Linked DNA regions of Mus musculus: region 1 is linked to region 2. A link is a loop called in an ENCODE intact Hi-C map of the cell type or tissue named here. Cell type or tissue: left cerebral cortex. All regions are shown on one strand.

What was found. A loop is a pair of places that touch in the nucleus more often than their neighbours do. Peaks named below come from ENCODE experiments on the same cell type or tissue, not always from the same donor. Only the 100,000 strongest peaks of a DNase experiment are listed, where the experiment ranks them.
Region 1: it touches region 2 in a loop (9-fold over the local background); 2 of 42 quality-filtered maps call a loop at or near these places.

What each region holds. Positions count from the first base shown.
Region 1 is chr9:29,747,246-29,755,245 of GRCm38, forward strand. It overlaps a transcript of Ntm not described here. Among named protein-coding and RNA genes, the nearest start is that of Gm15521, 120 kb to the left of the region's middle. In left cerebral cortex, a CTCF peak has its summit at 4,327 (motif pointing right); DNase peaks (open chromatin) are centred at 2,835, 3,304, 3,490, 4,307 and 1 more place; H3K4me3 peaks cover 910 bases; H3K27ac peaks cover 1,398 bases.
Region 2 is chr9:29,957,852-29,965,851 of GRCm38, forward strand. It overlaps a transcript of Ntm not described here. Among named protein-coding and RNA genes, the nearest start is that of Gm15521, 330 kb to the left of the region's middle. In left cerebral cortex, a CTCF peak has its summit at 2,217; DNase peaks (open chromatin) are centred at 2,161, 2,703, 3,031, 3,468 and 5 more places; H3K4me3 peaks cover 3,942 bases; H3K27ac peaks cover 4,315 bases.

The DNA of each region.
Region 1 (8,000 bases), 210 kb before region 2:
TCTGTGGCTCTGACACATAATCTGATATGAGGCAGCACGACTGAGGGGAGGGCTCAGTTTGGTTTACAATTCCAGGTTCCAGCCCCACATGTCGGGGAAGCCAAGGCAGAAACTTCAGCAGCTACACAGTCTATCCAGAGTCTACAACAGAAAGAGACAAATGGACCCTTGCTTGCTCAAAGATAGTTTTCTTTACTCATGCAGCACAGTCAGTGTCTATCCCACAAAATGGTACCACATTCAGGGAGGGTCTTCCACCCCACCTCAATGGAGACAACCCCACACAGGTGTGCTCACAGGTAATTTTCTATACAAGTTTCCTTCCCAGGTAATCCTAGGTTGCAGCAAGTTGACATTTAAAACTTAGGCATAATAGATGTCAGTGCAGAAGAATGTGGTTAAAATGCAAACTTTGAAGTAGTTATGTAAAGTTAGAAAGTGTATTTAGTTGTCCTGTTTGTAAAATCGTGGTAGTAATAGAATTTTCTCATGGGAGGAAGCTGAGGATGGCAATAATGTAGTTAATGTAAGCCAAGGAAAAATGCAGACATAGCTATCTCTGCAGCAGGTCTCTCTCTGGAACACTTCAGCCACAGCCAGCCAGCTCTGCAGCAGGCCCTTCTCTGGATCACTGAAGCCATAGACAGCCAGCTCTGGAGTAGGCCCCTCTCTGGAACACTGCAGCCATAGTCAGCTAGCTCTGCAGCAGGCCCCTCTCTGGAACACTGCAGGTGAAAGGGTTTTGCAGTCAAAGCATATCTTGGTGATTGGGCCCAAGGAATGACAAAATCACACCAAACAACAGACTTCTTGCAAGAGATTTATTGGGGAAGTGGGATGCAAAAAGGCTGCCTCTGAGCAGGGATAGAAGCATCAGCAGACCAGGTCGTGATGGCAGGTTTTATAGGGGGTAGAACATGGGAATAAGGAAAATACTCGACAATGGTGAAGGTGGAAACATGTCAGATTGGCACTTAGTGACGTGTATGGTCTTCAATGAGTTCAATGGTGTTGAGTCGTTGAAGACTGGGAGGAACCTGGTTCTGGAATGTGGGCAGGGAACTTTTAGTGGTTTTCATTATGTACAATAGCAGAAAGAGCCAGCCAGCACTGTGAAAGGTACTGCTCATTTCTTTGTACTTCTGTTGTCTCCATTGCTTCTAATTGATCATTTGCTTATTTTTAAGACACTTCAATTACTTTGATGAGTTAGTTCATTTCCAGAGCCCTCTCTCACGAACTGAAGTTGGGCTATGTCGGACGTAGCCAGTGTGAAAATAGTGACGTAGATTCTTCCTTCCAGAGACTTAAAAATATTTTGAAAGGAGTCTCTTGGTGCTAAGCAGCTGTTGTAGGTTTTCTCTTTGAGATTCCATAGTCTTTTTCTTTAATACAATATGAGAATTGGATAGAAGGTGGCAGGGGTTGTGTGTTCACTGCCTTCTTGATCTATTTCTGTGCAACCAATACCTCAACTCAAAACAGGACACTGTTACTTAGCATCTTCTGGAGCCAGAAGTCTGGGACAGCCTCTCAGGGCACTTCTGGCTTAAGCTTTCTGAGGAGTTACAGCAATGTTTTGGTCAGGACTGTGGTCTTGTCTGAGGGCTCAGCTAGAAGGGAGGAGATGTGTTCCAGCTGGCTCATGTGACTGGTGGCAGGTGTTTGTCTCTCATCATCTCTAAAGAATGCTGCACCACCTGCAACTGGTTTCATCCACCGTGAGCAAGGTGAGGGAGAGTGAGAAATCTTGCCTAAGATGAGAGCTATTATCTACTTCTACCTTCGTCATGGTACTCGAACCCCACTGCTCTTCCATGTTCTGTTTAATAAATAGAAGATTCTGGAAAGCAGTCTCTCCTTACATGGCACATTCTACAAAGGCTGATTAAAGAATTAGAATGTCAATGGTTACGGGGAGGTTGGAATGACGAAGGCATTGCATCTGCTTAAAAAGTGTCTTGGACTATCTTTAGCCCTCTAAGGAGCCCACATTTATAACTGACCTAACATTTCAGTGACTATCACCTGAGGCCTTTCAAATGCATTAACTTAGCATTCAACTACATCCCACCAACCCGAGAGCTAAGAACTTTATTATATACCATCAAGAACTATGGCAGCGCTTTCTCTGCTTTGCTGCAACCTATGACCACCAATGTAGTTTTTAAAAGTGTCTTGATTTGTGGCTGTCTTTGTTCTTTGGTTTTGCAGCAAGGAAATTTATTGAAACTGTTGCCATGCCAAAACATCGAATTTTGAGTACCCCTGAATCTGTGTTTTGGGGCTATTTGGCTCTATAATAAACTACCTCTTTCAGATGAGAACTGTTTTTGCTGTTTTTACGCTATCAGTTATAATTGAGCCAATAAACATACTACCTGCTTATTGGGAGGGGGTTAGGATGTGATTATCCTTAGGGTCAGGGGGAGGTTCTTAAGAGCTCTCCTAAGATATCCTGGTGAACATCTGCCAATCACCTATACCAATGATGACCCCTAAGTTCCCCCAAATTCCTGTGAGAAAATATAATCTCTTTGAACATTAAAGACAGGTTACCAGTCAGTAACAGGCAAGGTTAGGTTCCCTAAGAGTTTGTGAGCTTGCTCCACAGACTCTTTGGGAAGTCAAATTACTGAAGATAGGGTCTGGTACATCATAAGAGAAAAGGAAAGACGGTAAGAAAAAAAATATAAAGAAATGGATACGATCTGAGGGCAAGGTGGGAAGGAGACAGGTGCAGGAGACAAACACAGACCGAAGCTGAGTCCAGAAACACTAGGGCTGTCTACCAGCTACAGTAGTCTAGAGGGGGTAAGCACTGCATAAGATTCTCTTGGAGTTTTACTGGCACAGCCTAGCTGGAAAGAGAAAGGAGGGTGTGGAGCATAGCTTTCTAGATCTACCTGGACTTTGAGCATCAGAAATTCTTCAGGGAATGGGACACTGACAACAGCGGCCAATGTCTAGCCAGGCGAAATGGTGGGGGTATTTTGGACGTCTTCTGAGGGCCAAGAGAAGAGGTTTGGGGTCTGCTGAAAGGGTCCTCCATCTTCGCCTTTTTTTCCTTCGGCTATTCAACCGCCAAGAGGGTCTCTGGAGCCCCTCCGGATGCAAACTTCCCCCCAGGCAGCCTGTGGAAGTAGTCCATCACAGCCAGCCTCCAGCGTGGTTCCCCAGCCTGGCCAGCTGGCAGGAAGGCTGCCGAGGCAGCAGATCTGGCGAGAGACTCCTCAATCACATTTACATGTACGTGGTGCAAAAAGGGAAAGATAGGGGGGAAGGGAAGCCCTCCGGAATCCAAAAGGAAAGTCAGTAAGTACTCCACAATAAAAAAAAAAAGAAGAGAGTCAGCCACCAGCTTGATTTGTCTCGGATGTTCTCAAATCGCTGTCCTTAAAAGCTCTGCTTCCCCATCTTCCTTCTCCTCCCGTCATCCAATGCCTGAAGAAAGTCTCTAATTTTGCTTTAATTTGTGCCTTGGTTGCAAGAATAAAACAGAGCGTCACTGAAGCTCCGGCCCCTCCCCCTTGGCACTCTGCAGCTGCACTTCCTCAATGGCCCGATGCCGCCTTTCTCTCCCACCACTCCAGGTTCTTTGCCGAAGGAACCAAGCACCAGGCTTAGGGCGGCTTCCAAACAGACAGGCATCCAACGGTTGCCTTTACCCCTGTGAGCCCCTCAAGCTTCTCAGGAATGGGGGTGCAGATTCTGGTTAAGGGAAGAGCAGAGTGCAAGGGCCTGTTATGGTGTGGATACTGGAATCTCTCAAAACGTCAGTTAATCTTGGGCATCTTGCCAGGAATCGCGTGGAAGGAGATAGTAACAAATTTGGGTGTTTACATCATTTTTCAAGTAAAAGAATAAACACAGGCAGCCTCCTTATTTTCTTACACTTAAATCCTTTTGGAGTATCTGATGACATTGTTTCTCTGTTGGTTCCCAGGTCTCAAGAGTTTTGGTTTTCAAATACAGCCCTGGCTTGAACCAGAGGTGCCCTCAGGCAGAACCCTCCCTTCCAACCCTCAGGGAGGCTAATTTACTTCCCTTTTAGTAGCTTCCATTCTTGTCTCTACCAAGAAGGAGCACTGAAAAGCACTTCTAATTAATCTTTGTAGATTGCTATGCGATCCTGGGGGCTAAAGGCAGAGTATTATTAGAAAGTGCTGGCTGGGTGGGTAGCGGTCATAAAAAAACTAGGTGCTGACCAGATCACTTTTCAAGACATCACAGGTATTGGGAATGGTTGCAAGTGGTTTTATGTGATTGGCTGCTTCATAAGTCCTCAAGAAAATCATAGGGCAGCCACCTGGAGACATGAGCTCCACTTCTCTCCAGCAGGTGTCAGCACAAAGGATTTGTAGCCAGTTAAGCCTTGGCCTTTTTACTTCCACTAACCCCAGTGTACAATAGCCTGCCCTCACCCCCAGCTTTGCTTCCTGAAGCTTTACCTCTTGTGGCTTGTCATCACCACCATCACAAGAAAGTGAGGGTGTTAGCTTTTCAGCTAGTCACATCTGCACAGGCACATACAAGAAACCATATTCACATACTTTCCACTCCAGGATGACAGGGGTTTTAGTGTCTCTTAAAAGATTTATTTCATCGTAATCATGATGTCTGAATGTAGGGATGTGCACATGAGTGCAGGTTCCAGCAGAAGGAAGAAGAAAATAACCAGTGCCCTAGAGCTGGAGTTACAGGTGCCTGGGAACAGGGCTGCTGAGAACAGAATTGAGGCCCCGTGCAAAAGCAACAAATACTCTCACCCACTGAGCCATTGCTCCAGCTTTGTGTATATCATTGTATTGTACTGTTAGTTACTGTTAATCTCATACTATGACACATATGTCAGTTAAACTTCACAGATATGTATCCATAACCAAAACCCAGTCTGAAGAGGTTTTAACACTACTTGCTATTTCAGGCATCCCGTGAGGATGAAGGACGATAGCCTCTTGGAAAGGTACCTGGCCTGTGTGGTTTGAGCTCTGATAGAGCATCATCCACCATGGTACTTTTCTGGATCTAAGAAAACTAATCACTTGTGACTAAAATGAGCCCCCACAGCAAGGGGCATCTACATTGTTAGAAAGATGTGCACATAGTAGGTGCTCATATCACATATCCTAGTTGGAGACTTTAGGGACAAAGGAGTAATTGATTCTAGAGTGGAGATGAAAGACTTCACAGGGTTTGTCTATGGAGAACCACAGGGCAGAAACAACCCTTATGCAATTTAGGATAAATGGCTTGTTACTTAGTTCTGAGCCCATGCAAGGATTCAGCAAGTTTCTGCCTGGAAAATGTTCTGTGATGCGAAGGCACTGCTTCCTCTCTTTTTGAGTCTCCATCTGGGTTTAGCAGATATGAATTTACACTTCCTAGGCCACTTGGTCTGGTAACTAATTAAAATTTTTTTAAAAAATGTTCTTTGATCTGTGGAAGGCCGTGAGTCTGAAAGGACGGACAACGCACTTCCCCGATTTGTGCAATCACTAGGGTTCTTTTTCTGGAGGCGTATGAAAAATAGCAGGTGAGGGCAGTATATTGTCTTGTGTTAACACAGTGCTAACAGATATTTTGCCTTAATACAGCATGAAAAAGATACCTTAGATTTACTGTTTTAATATCTATTTGCTACAAGGATTTTACAATTAGATAATGGGACATCTGTGTGATGTATTAGGGAATATAAGGTGCTGAGTTACCGCTAAGGGGCTTGAAACTTCTCTGAAACTATTTAAATTCTAGGTACAGAGAGATGAGACAGACTTCTCTTCTTCCCAGGGCCAGCAGGATGGCATTCCGCATAGGAGTCCTAATCCAATTGGAAAACCCAAGAACATAATCCCTTCTGTTGGAACTAAGGGCTCAGAGACCAGCTTCGAATATAACTTCCCAGGCACTGTGGAAACAGGTTAGTGATGCACTGGATCATCAAAGGGAGCAAGGCAGACTGGACTCCACATGTAAAGGGGAGGCACTGACATCAACCTATCCAGCTCCATTTGGAGCCATTGTCCCTAAGGAAACTATCCTACTGAATTTCCTTAAGATCCTGGTTAAAAGGAACTCTCAGACAGCATAATAAAACCTGGGAAAGGAGAGAGTTGAAGATCATGACGTGTCACACACACACACACACACACACACACACACACACAGAGAGAGAGAGAGAGAGAGAGAGAGAGAGAGAGAGAGAGAGAGAAGCTTAACTCTAATGTTATGTGCATTACCCCCGGACTCATTAAGTCAGAGAAGAGGTTATCTTCTAGTAGATAAGGGGAATGTACCAATGATAATTATAAATACACACTGTGGTCAAAGATTGTGACAGCTAATTTTGGCTGTCAATTTGACACACCTAAGGAATTGACTCTGTCAGATTGTCAGTGGCCATGTCTGTGGTGCATTTTTGCTAATTATCAGTTGATATAGGACAGCCCAGCCCACTATGGGTAGTGCTATCCCTAGGCCTGTGGGCAGGGACTGGGTAAAAATAGTAACTGAACAAGCGAAAGCAATCAAGCTAGTAAGCAATGCTTTGTCACTGTCTTTGCCTCAATTCCTGTCTCCAGGTTCTTGCTTGAGCTCCTCCCTGTCTTCCCTCTTAAGGATGGACTACAACCTGTAAACTGAAATAAAGTCTTCCCTCCACAAGTTGGTTTGGATCAGTTTGTTATAACAGCAAGAGGCAGCAAACCAGGACAGAGATGGATTACATATGTGACGGTGGTATCAGAAGATTGTTGGCCTCCTGGGGTCTTAGCCACCTTAGTTTGCATGGTTCCATTATGATGTCTACACACTAGAAATCACCTAAGACACTGTGCTCAGAAGGCCTCCATGAGGTCAAACAGGGGCTGACGGTAATGTCATGGATAAATCACAGAGCATGAACTATGTAGCTGAGAGGCTCCATCCTAAGCATCCTAAGTGCTTTGAGATCATTCACCATTGGTCAATCATTGAGTAAAAAATTATATATATATATATATATATATATATATATATATATATATATATCATATATATAATCATATATATATATGATTCCTATGCTCAAACGAGACAGGATTATCCAGAATAAAAAAAAATAACAAAGCAGAACAGAACAAAGCAAAAGACAAACAAACAAACAAAAAACAAAAACCTAATAGGTACAATTTAAAATTCAGGCAAGTGCAAGGCTTAACTATGAAGTTAACTTTAGCACTATCTTCCTTAAATTTAGAAGTGCTACTGCTAGATTCTATAAAAATCTGAGGGGTTCATTTACATATAGTTAGCATTCTGGAGGCAGAGACCAATGAGAAGTGAGGAGAGCTAGACACTTTCTGCCATGTTTCTCACTTCCTGCAGGGTGCCAGTCAGTGTCCATTCTTGTCCATAGTTCCCTTTGCAAGGCTATTAGTGTTGTTCATTTAGAAAAGATCTCAGAGTAGAGAACACAGGCAGGGGTGTGGCTTTAGAAGTAGTCAAGCTGCTTCACTGTGGGGCTGAGTTACAGGGCTTACCCTTTGCTGCAATAGGTTCTTTGGGAGTTAGAGAGGGTTGGGACCTCTCACTCACCTCCATTTGCACAGTGACAGATCACAGTCTCTTGGCCGCACTTCCAAGGAGATGCAACTCAGCTCCCAGAGGGAGATTTTGAAATCCCCAGTATGAAAGGCCTCCACAGAACAGCATCAGTATGTTTTCCTTTGAGACAGAGAGCATGCCTGGGGGCTTAGGGTGTTTAGGGGAAACAGCTTATCCAGAGAATAAGCAGGGAAAGTAAGGACCTGGTTGGGGCTTTGGATGAAGTGTAGGCTTGGAAGCATCCCTTGGGTACCTAACAGGAAAGAAGGCTTATAGTGGCCACTTTTTGGGACTGGCTCCAGCAAAATGGAGTCTCTAGTGCTAAGTACCACAGAATCAAGCTGAAGTAGAAATTGGGTCACTTTTTCAAAAAGAAAGAAAGAAAGAAAGAAAGAAAGAAAGAAAGAAAGAAAGAA
Region 2 (8,000 bases):
ACATGTTTGGAGTGTTACAAGCATTAATGAGTCCTTACAACACCCAGGGGAGTCACTCCCCGGCCTGTCAGGCAGGTGGGGAGACAGGCTCTTGGAGGGAAATATTTATTTTCCCTCTAGAGAACACAGAAAAGAATTGAGCCCAGAGATGCTCAGGTTCCCAACTGAGCTGGACTCAGGTCCCTAGAGATGGCTTGACACCTGGAGTTGAGGTATTTGAAGTATGTAAGGCCTCTGATGTCACTGGTTTGTGAGCAGGAGGCCAAGGACTCTCAACAACAACAAAATGCTTGGCAGAGAGTCAAATCCCAGACTTGCCAGTCTTGTCCAGAGGGTGTTTTTACCAGGAGGGGTCATCAAGAATACTACAAATCTTTCTAGGGCATGCTTCCTGGATGTGACAGAATCATGCAGGCAGTGCAGACTCACAAGTTCTGTAGCTTCTTGGGATATTGTATACTCATTTCAGTCCATGAGATAACCTAGTCAGTCCATGAGATAACCTAGTCAGTCCATGAGATAACCTAGTCAGTCCATGAGATAACCTAGTCAGTCCATGAGATAACCTAGTCAGTCCATGAGATACCCTAGTCAGTCCATGAGATAACCTAGTCAGTCCATGAGATACCCTAGTCAGTCCATGAGATAACCTAGTCAGTCCATGAGATACCCTAGTCAGTCCATGAGATACCCTAGTCAGTCCATGAGATAACCTAGTCAGTCCATGAGATACCCTAGTCAGTCCATGAGATACCCTAGTCAGTCCATGAGATACCCTAGTCAGTCCATGAGATACCCTAGTCAGTCCATGAGATAACCTAGTCAGTCCATGAGATACCCTAGTCAGTCCATGAGATACCCTAGTCAGTCCATGAGATAACCTAGTCAGTCCATGAGATACCCTAGTCAGTCCATGAGATAACCTAGTTTGTCTGGCCCATCTATGACACTCAGCCAGAGACAATATTAGTCATTGTCCCCTAATTCTGCAGATATGTATGTATGGGCAAAGAGATCCCAGTGAATTACTAGAAAGAAATCTGAATTGGCATTTCCCTCCTTTTCCAGGAGCCTAGAAAGTTTTGCTGTTGTTGTTGTTGTTGTTGTTGTTGTTGTTGTTGTTATTGCTGTTTTTTTTTTTCCCCTAAGACAGTGTTTCTCTGTGTAGCCCTGGCTGTCCTGGAACTCTCTGTATAGACCAGGCAGGCCTCGAACTCACAGAGAGCCGCCTGTCTCTGCCTCCCTAGTGCTAAGATTAAAGACTTGGATGACCATGCCCAATTCAGATAGGTACTTTATAGTGACTTTCTTGGACCACTTAAAAGGAACCTGTGCTGAAGGGGAAACTTTCCCCAAAAGAAGAGAAGCCAGGGCACTAGTCATTAGCATCATGACTAACAAAAGGGATTCTTATATTTCTAGTTTACTTTAAGGGAAAAATAGTCAGTAGCAGAACCAGGTTGCACCTGCTAACTCTGAAACTGTAAGCTGCAGTTCCAAGAGTGTCTTTCGTTCATCTTCAAGGCCTGTTGCTCCTGCCTGGTGCTGCTTGGCTGCCTGACATTGCTGAGCTCAGAGGATCAGCACTTTGTGTAGTGCAGTCTCTAGCAGGAAGAGTGGATGGAAACTGTCTCGATAGCATTCTACACCTTAGATCATGATGAACCCCATGTAGGCAGCTCCAAGCATTGCAGCCATGATCCTTTTTGAGGGGTTCTTCTCTTGTCCATACCCTTCTGGTCATGTTTCCAAGTATGCACAATTCCCTCAGCAGGCCTTAGGCCTCATCACCTGGAATTGATTATTACATGTTGCCCATGAGGACTATTTGGTCTCATCCACCTTATTCCCATCTCAGAACTACCCAGCTTGGATGCTGAGGCAAGCCACAAGCTTACTGTGAGTGCACACAAGGGAGTTAGGTGATCTGCATGGTGCCCGTGACCCCAGCTGCAAGCTAAGGACAGTGGGAAGTGAGTCTCGCTTCTCCCATCAATTCTGAATTTCCAACAAGGAGGTGCCTTGATGTGGGATCTGAGAGGAGGAGAATTGGGAGGGTTGGGAAAGAAAATAACCTCACGAATGGAAAGGTGTTGGATGGAGCCACGATCTCCGAAAAGAGGGATGCTTGGTTTCTAGAAAGAGAAAATCTGCAGTGCACCCAGCCATTGGCTTTCAGAACCTCTGCTGGCAGAAGGTGGGCAGTGTGCTGGGAAGGAAAGTGCCCAACCCTGCTCCCTCACTCCAGTCTCCAGAAAGAGCCTCCTCTAGTTAACCTACCCTGGTGCTTCTCAGGGCAGACCCCAGGGAGCTAATCAATGCCTCCCCTGCCTCCCAGACCTGTCACAGGAATCATTTTGAATCCCCTAACCGCCCCCCCTCCCTAAACTGCATCTCTGTTGCTACTGGGTTGGGGGGAAGGAAATGGATCAGGGAGGGTGTCCCTAACCTGCCACTAGAGCCATACACCTTTCCAAGAGGCAAGAAACCCAGAAGTAGCAGCCGTGGGAAGAGTCAGCTTAAAACAAAAACAGAGGAGGAGAAAAAATTGCCTTGGAATGTGCGCTGCATTCTAACTAGTCCCGCTGGGTCAATGCAATAGGGGTGGATTATTGCAGGCAAGACCTGGGCTGCCTCAGTAATTCTGTAAGTTTGATAAGAGATAGCTGGCAGCCTCTGCTTCCTTCCCTGAAAGTAAAACAGACATCACCTTTGCCATGTCCCACTGGCATGTGGTATGGGGTCTCTAGGGGTCACACTGTCTTAAAATTGAGCAGCCTTGGAAGCCTATTTAGAAGTCCCTGGTTGCAGCCAGCACAAATAAAGCTATCATTCTCCTTGGGAAATTCAAAATTTAGTAGAAGGGGACCAGATCTGAGATATGCCTCTCCTCGTCCCTCCTCCGCCCCCAGGATGTGAGCAAGACTATAAAAATCATACTTCACCTGGGGAAATTGGTTTCTTTCTACTTCTCTATTTGGGGCTATTTGAAGTACAAGCAAATATTATGCTTCTCTGCATTTATTTCTAATGAAAAGTTATGCTAATTTATATGTAAATTCTGTTTGGCCCTGGGGCTCCTGGGGTATAGCCAATGGGGCTGCTGATGGTGGGATTTGGCAGTTGTCTCCAGGTTGATGTTAGAAGCAGAAGAGAGGCTCTCAAGACAGGTGACAGTTATCGAAGACATGGGTCTCCCTCCCCTATTCTCTGACACCTTACCCCATGCCTTGACGAGTTAGTTTTCATTTCTGCTGTCAGAAGGCAAGGACATATTTCCCTGGGGGCGGGGGGGGGGGGCACTGGCCTTGAACTCAGTTTCCCTACTGCCAGTATTAGGGCTGTAGACTCAGTTTGTGTAATGCAAGGTGCCAGGAATAAGCAGAGTACACTCATATATATACACACACACATACACACATACATAGACACTGATCCTGCTCCATATTACGTAAGAGGAGTCAAGAGAAGATGACTCTAGTCTCCTTGTACCTCTACATCCCAATGCCCAAGGCACAAGATGGAAAGCTCAAAGGTTGAGCCCCTGAGGTTCAGCGTGACAGTTTCATGGGTATTCCTGCATGATCCTCCACCCTGGACCTCCATATCATGGGCTAATTCTGCCCTTCTCCCTTCTTTTCCTTGCTAAGCCACAGCCAAGATGCACACCATTTGCATCTGATTCTTCTTCCAGCCTGGTCCCTCTGACCACCTCATAGAGATCTGTAGAGGACAGGGCCCATCACTCAGAAGGGGTCAGAGCTTAGGATTCTCAGCAAGATCATAAGAACTCTGTACTGTACTGGGAGCGGAGGAGGCAGCCCTGGGACTGTCATCTCTTCTCACTCTGCCAGACAGAACTTTCCTCTGGGAATGCAACTGCATTGGATGGAGAGCCTTGCCTCCCCTCCTCCCTGCCTCAGGCTCCAAGCCCCTTGGAGAACCTTGCAGGACCAAGCCTGTCAAAGTTTCTCAGCTTGTCTCAGTCTCTGAGTTTCAACATCTTTAATAGTGAAGGGGTAACCTAGATCCCCCAACGATGGAGGGAAGGTAAGCTGCCTAGCTGCTAATTCCGTGGCTAGGATGAAGTCACAATGGGAGGACTGACACAGGGTTAGGGACCACATAGTGCAGTAAATGGACTCAAGGTGGAAGCAGATTCCCAAATGCACCTGAAATGAGCAGAGCGAACACTGTAGAGACCTGGTCAGAGAGCAAGCCAGCCTCAGCAACTGCAGCCTGGCTTAGCTGCTGCCGCTGCCAATAAGTAGACCGAAAATTAGCATTCGCCTCTTAGTGCCTCTGTCCTTTCAACTTAGAAAGGCTTTCCTGAATTCCGGAGCCCACCGCAGCCCGCCGCCACTGCTTACACAGCCCTTTATCTGCTCGAAACGCCCACCCCGTCCCAGCCCCGCCACAAACACACCCCCAAACAGATTCAAAACTAACAGTTTTTCAGGCTCCCGAGAAAGGATTTATTCTCCAAAGCCAGACCGCTGGCCAGCACCTTCCAGGAGGAACCCGATTATTTCCATCCTGCGTTTCCACCCGCTTTGCTCCTTTTGCAAGTTCACTGGCCAATATTTAAAGTTTCCTCCTGTAATTTCTCCCCAGTCGCATAAGCAGCACATTCGCAACCCGGCTGCCCTCCCCATCTGCGCCGATCCCCTGCGTACATGTGTGCTGGGCTGTGTAAGTGTGAAGGATGTGCATGAAGCTAGGGAGCCACTGCACAGCCACGGACCCAAGGGGAGCAGCAGAGACACGTTTTACTTATGCACATACAGTCCCCCATTCCGGTAGCAGCCAGAATCAAATCAATATTCTCACAGCCTGGTCGGGAGAATGAAGTCCCAGCCATGCTGGTTAAAACGTTCGTTCGCGCTTCCACCTGCAAACCGCGCAGCGGAGCCGACCCGGGGAGCCTGCAAATGCTTGCAGCACTGGGTACCATTCCCGAGGCTGCTGTAGGCAAATGAAAAGCCAGTCTTACCTTGGAAGAGGCACAGAGCCGCCAGCCCCGTGAAGATTGCCCACGAGATAGAATTGTGCATTTTTGCCTGGATGGTTTTCATATTTTTTCTTCTTTTTCTTCTTTTTTGTCAGGATCGGTTTTTTTTTCTTCCTCTGTCTCTCTTTCTTTTTTCCTCCTGATAGATTGTGTTGCTCTCAAGCTAGTCCGAGGAGATTTAAATCCACTGTTTTGCTGAAGGACACAACAAGGAAGCCGAGGGCGAGAGAGAGTCTGACTTCTCCGTAATTATCTCCACTCATACTCTGGCACTGAGGCACATTGTACAATCTGGCCCTGGACAGCCCTCCTACAAGCTGCAATCATTGGTTCTAATCCAAGGATTGACAGAGCTACAACACGCGCGCGCAGGGGCACACACACACACACACACACACACACACACACACACACACACACTCAGGAATCATTTGCTGGGCAAATCAAGCTGATTAAAGAGACAGGAGCCTGGAGAGATGGAATGATAAATGCCACTTTGCCCCTTGTATATTACTTTCATTTTTTAAACTGACAGTCAGCAGAGCCCCGAGCCTCCAAAAATCTCCTTCCCCTAGTGTTTCCCGGCCCCCTGAACTTAGACACACTTTGCAGTGGAAAAATCCCATAGCCAACATGGCTTGCAGGAAATTTTAAAGGGGCATTTTCATGCTCTGTGAAACTTGCAAGAATGAGTCAAATTCTATTTGTTGGTTCTTATTTTCCCTGTGAGGGAAGTATCCTTCAGTGACAGATCTCTCCTCTCCTTCTTTTCAACCTTTCTCTGTAGTCACTTTGAAAATAATAAATAACTTTCTGTTTTCCTCTCCTGTCACTCTTCCTTCAGAGAGCCTGGAACTCTTCCATTTTTCACTCACCTTATTTTTTAAAGCCACCCATGTTAGACAATCCTAAGCCAAGTGATAAAGTATCTAGAATTTGAAAGGACAGCCCACTGTTTGATTACCAAAAACTGTCTGAGAAGGAGCATGGCTCCTGCTACATCGCCCCAGTCAACCTTCACTAAAAAGCATACTGTCAGTATCTGCGTTTTGACCTTCATCGAGACAGATTTAAGTTAGATGCACTGAAGGACCATCAGATCACCGCTTTGTGTGTTGTTATTAAATATCCTCAGAGTGTTGGGAACATTTATGTCCTTGATGATGCTTAAGAAAGAAAATCAAACAGACAGACAGACAGATAGATAGATAGATAGATAGATTAATAGATGATAGATAAACAGCTTTTTTTCAGAGTCCTAATTCTAAGGACTAGGAAGCTCAATTTTGGCTATTCCATATAGAAACAAGTTCTATATTTTGAACAAAAGAAAACCCAAGCCCCTTGCTGATGCTCACCAATTCATTTCAGCACGTATTTTAGAATTTCCTCCAGACTGCCACTGCCAATTATACTTTCTGGCGATTCCATTAGAATTGTTAACATATATTCTAGATCTCCTATAGACTAGAGCACTCGCTGCCTGTTCATATTTATGGGCACAAAGGTGAAATCAAAATGGTCCTGACACTTTGGGCCCATCCTAGAGGCTCATTCTTCTTGCTTAGTAGGTTTTGTTGAGAGCCTCCCCTGGAGGTAGGCAGCCCAAGAACCTGAGCACTGGGTCCCAAAACTCCCACAAATCCAGGCCAGAGGAAGGTCCGTTTAGCTCTCTGAGTCTTGGTCTTTGGCCTGTGGAATCAGAGAGCTGTAGATCCCATCCAGTGCCTCTTGCTATTGTATTTAAAGGCATTTCCTCTCTTTTCTTTTGCCATTCAGTCTCTACTTCACATATCCATCCAAATGCCCTTGATGTTATGAGCTTGCCAGGGCAAGCATCTTATCTTGGGTTCTTTTGTACAAGTCTCCGCATGGTGACATGTGTAATTATAGTGCTCCAGGGCAGCTGGGACAGCAGGCGACAGCAGTGCAGAATGGTCAGAAAGAGGATTCCTTTCACCTCCTCCCACTTTTTTCCAGGATGATGACAAAGAGCAGGGTCACTGAGCGCGTTCAGTGAGTGGAAAGGAAGGGACATGAACATGTGTGGGTCTCCTCAGTGGAACTGCACAAAGCCACACACTTAAGTAATTTTTACTATGTTCCCACACATGCAACAACAGTAAGAAAGTAACCGTCACAGTCAATATCCCTTGAGTCTCCTTTATGAGCCAGGAGTCAGCTTTTCTTGCATCTTCTCATTAAAGCCTTGCGGCCTATGAAGCAGTGATTCATTATTGTTCCTCTGCCCATTTTATAGATAAGGACGTTGAGGCCCAGAAAACACTTTTCCCACAACTACAGCACTCTTAAGAAATAAAGCCTGGGTTTGAATTTAGTCGTGTGTATGTTATATCAACCACAAAACTGAAATTCTACCTTAAGTTCTGCGAGGGAGTCAAATGGATAATAGATTTCTTATATCTAAACATTTTTCCTATTTTAAAGGCAGTGAAATTATAATACATGCAAGATAACAGGCATATTAGGATAGAAAATATACAAAACACCATATACTGCTTTAAGTTTTACTCAACTTGCCTGTGTCTACACCCATAATTGATCCTATCAGGCAGCACCTGGTGAGTGCTGGTTTTCTATGATCACTTTCTAAAGTTTTTGGGAGAACTTGGGAGTCATGTTATGCCTTGAGGGCACATAGAAAGAGTGGATCAAGAGCACAGGGAAGAATCCTGTAGGTAGACAATGTCATAAATTAGAACTTAGCATTAGTGGTGCAAAGAACATATCTGAGATCTTCCCTCACACTCTGCTCTGATGCAATGAGTTTCTTTTAAAAATTGAAATAAAATTAAACCTAGACCTGTACCTGATCCTAGGATATATATATATATATATATATATATATATATATATATATATATATACATATATATATACATACATACATATGCTGGGTCCATTTGGTGTCACTCACCTGTGCATATGTTTAGTGCTGACCACTGAGATTGGATAACCTAGTAGTGAG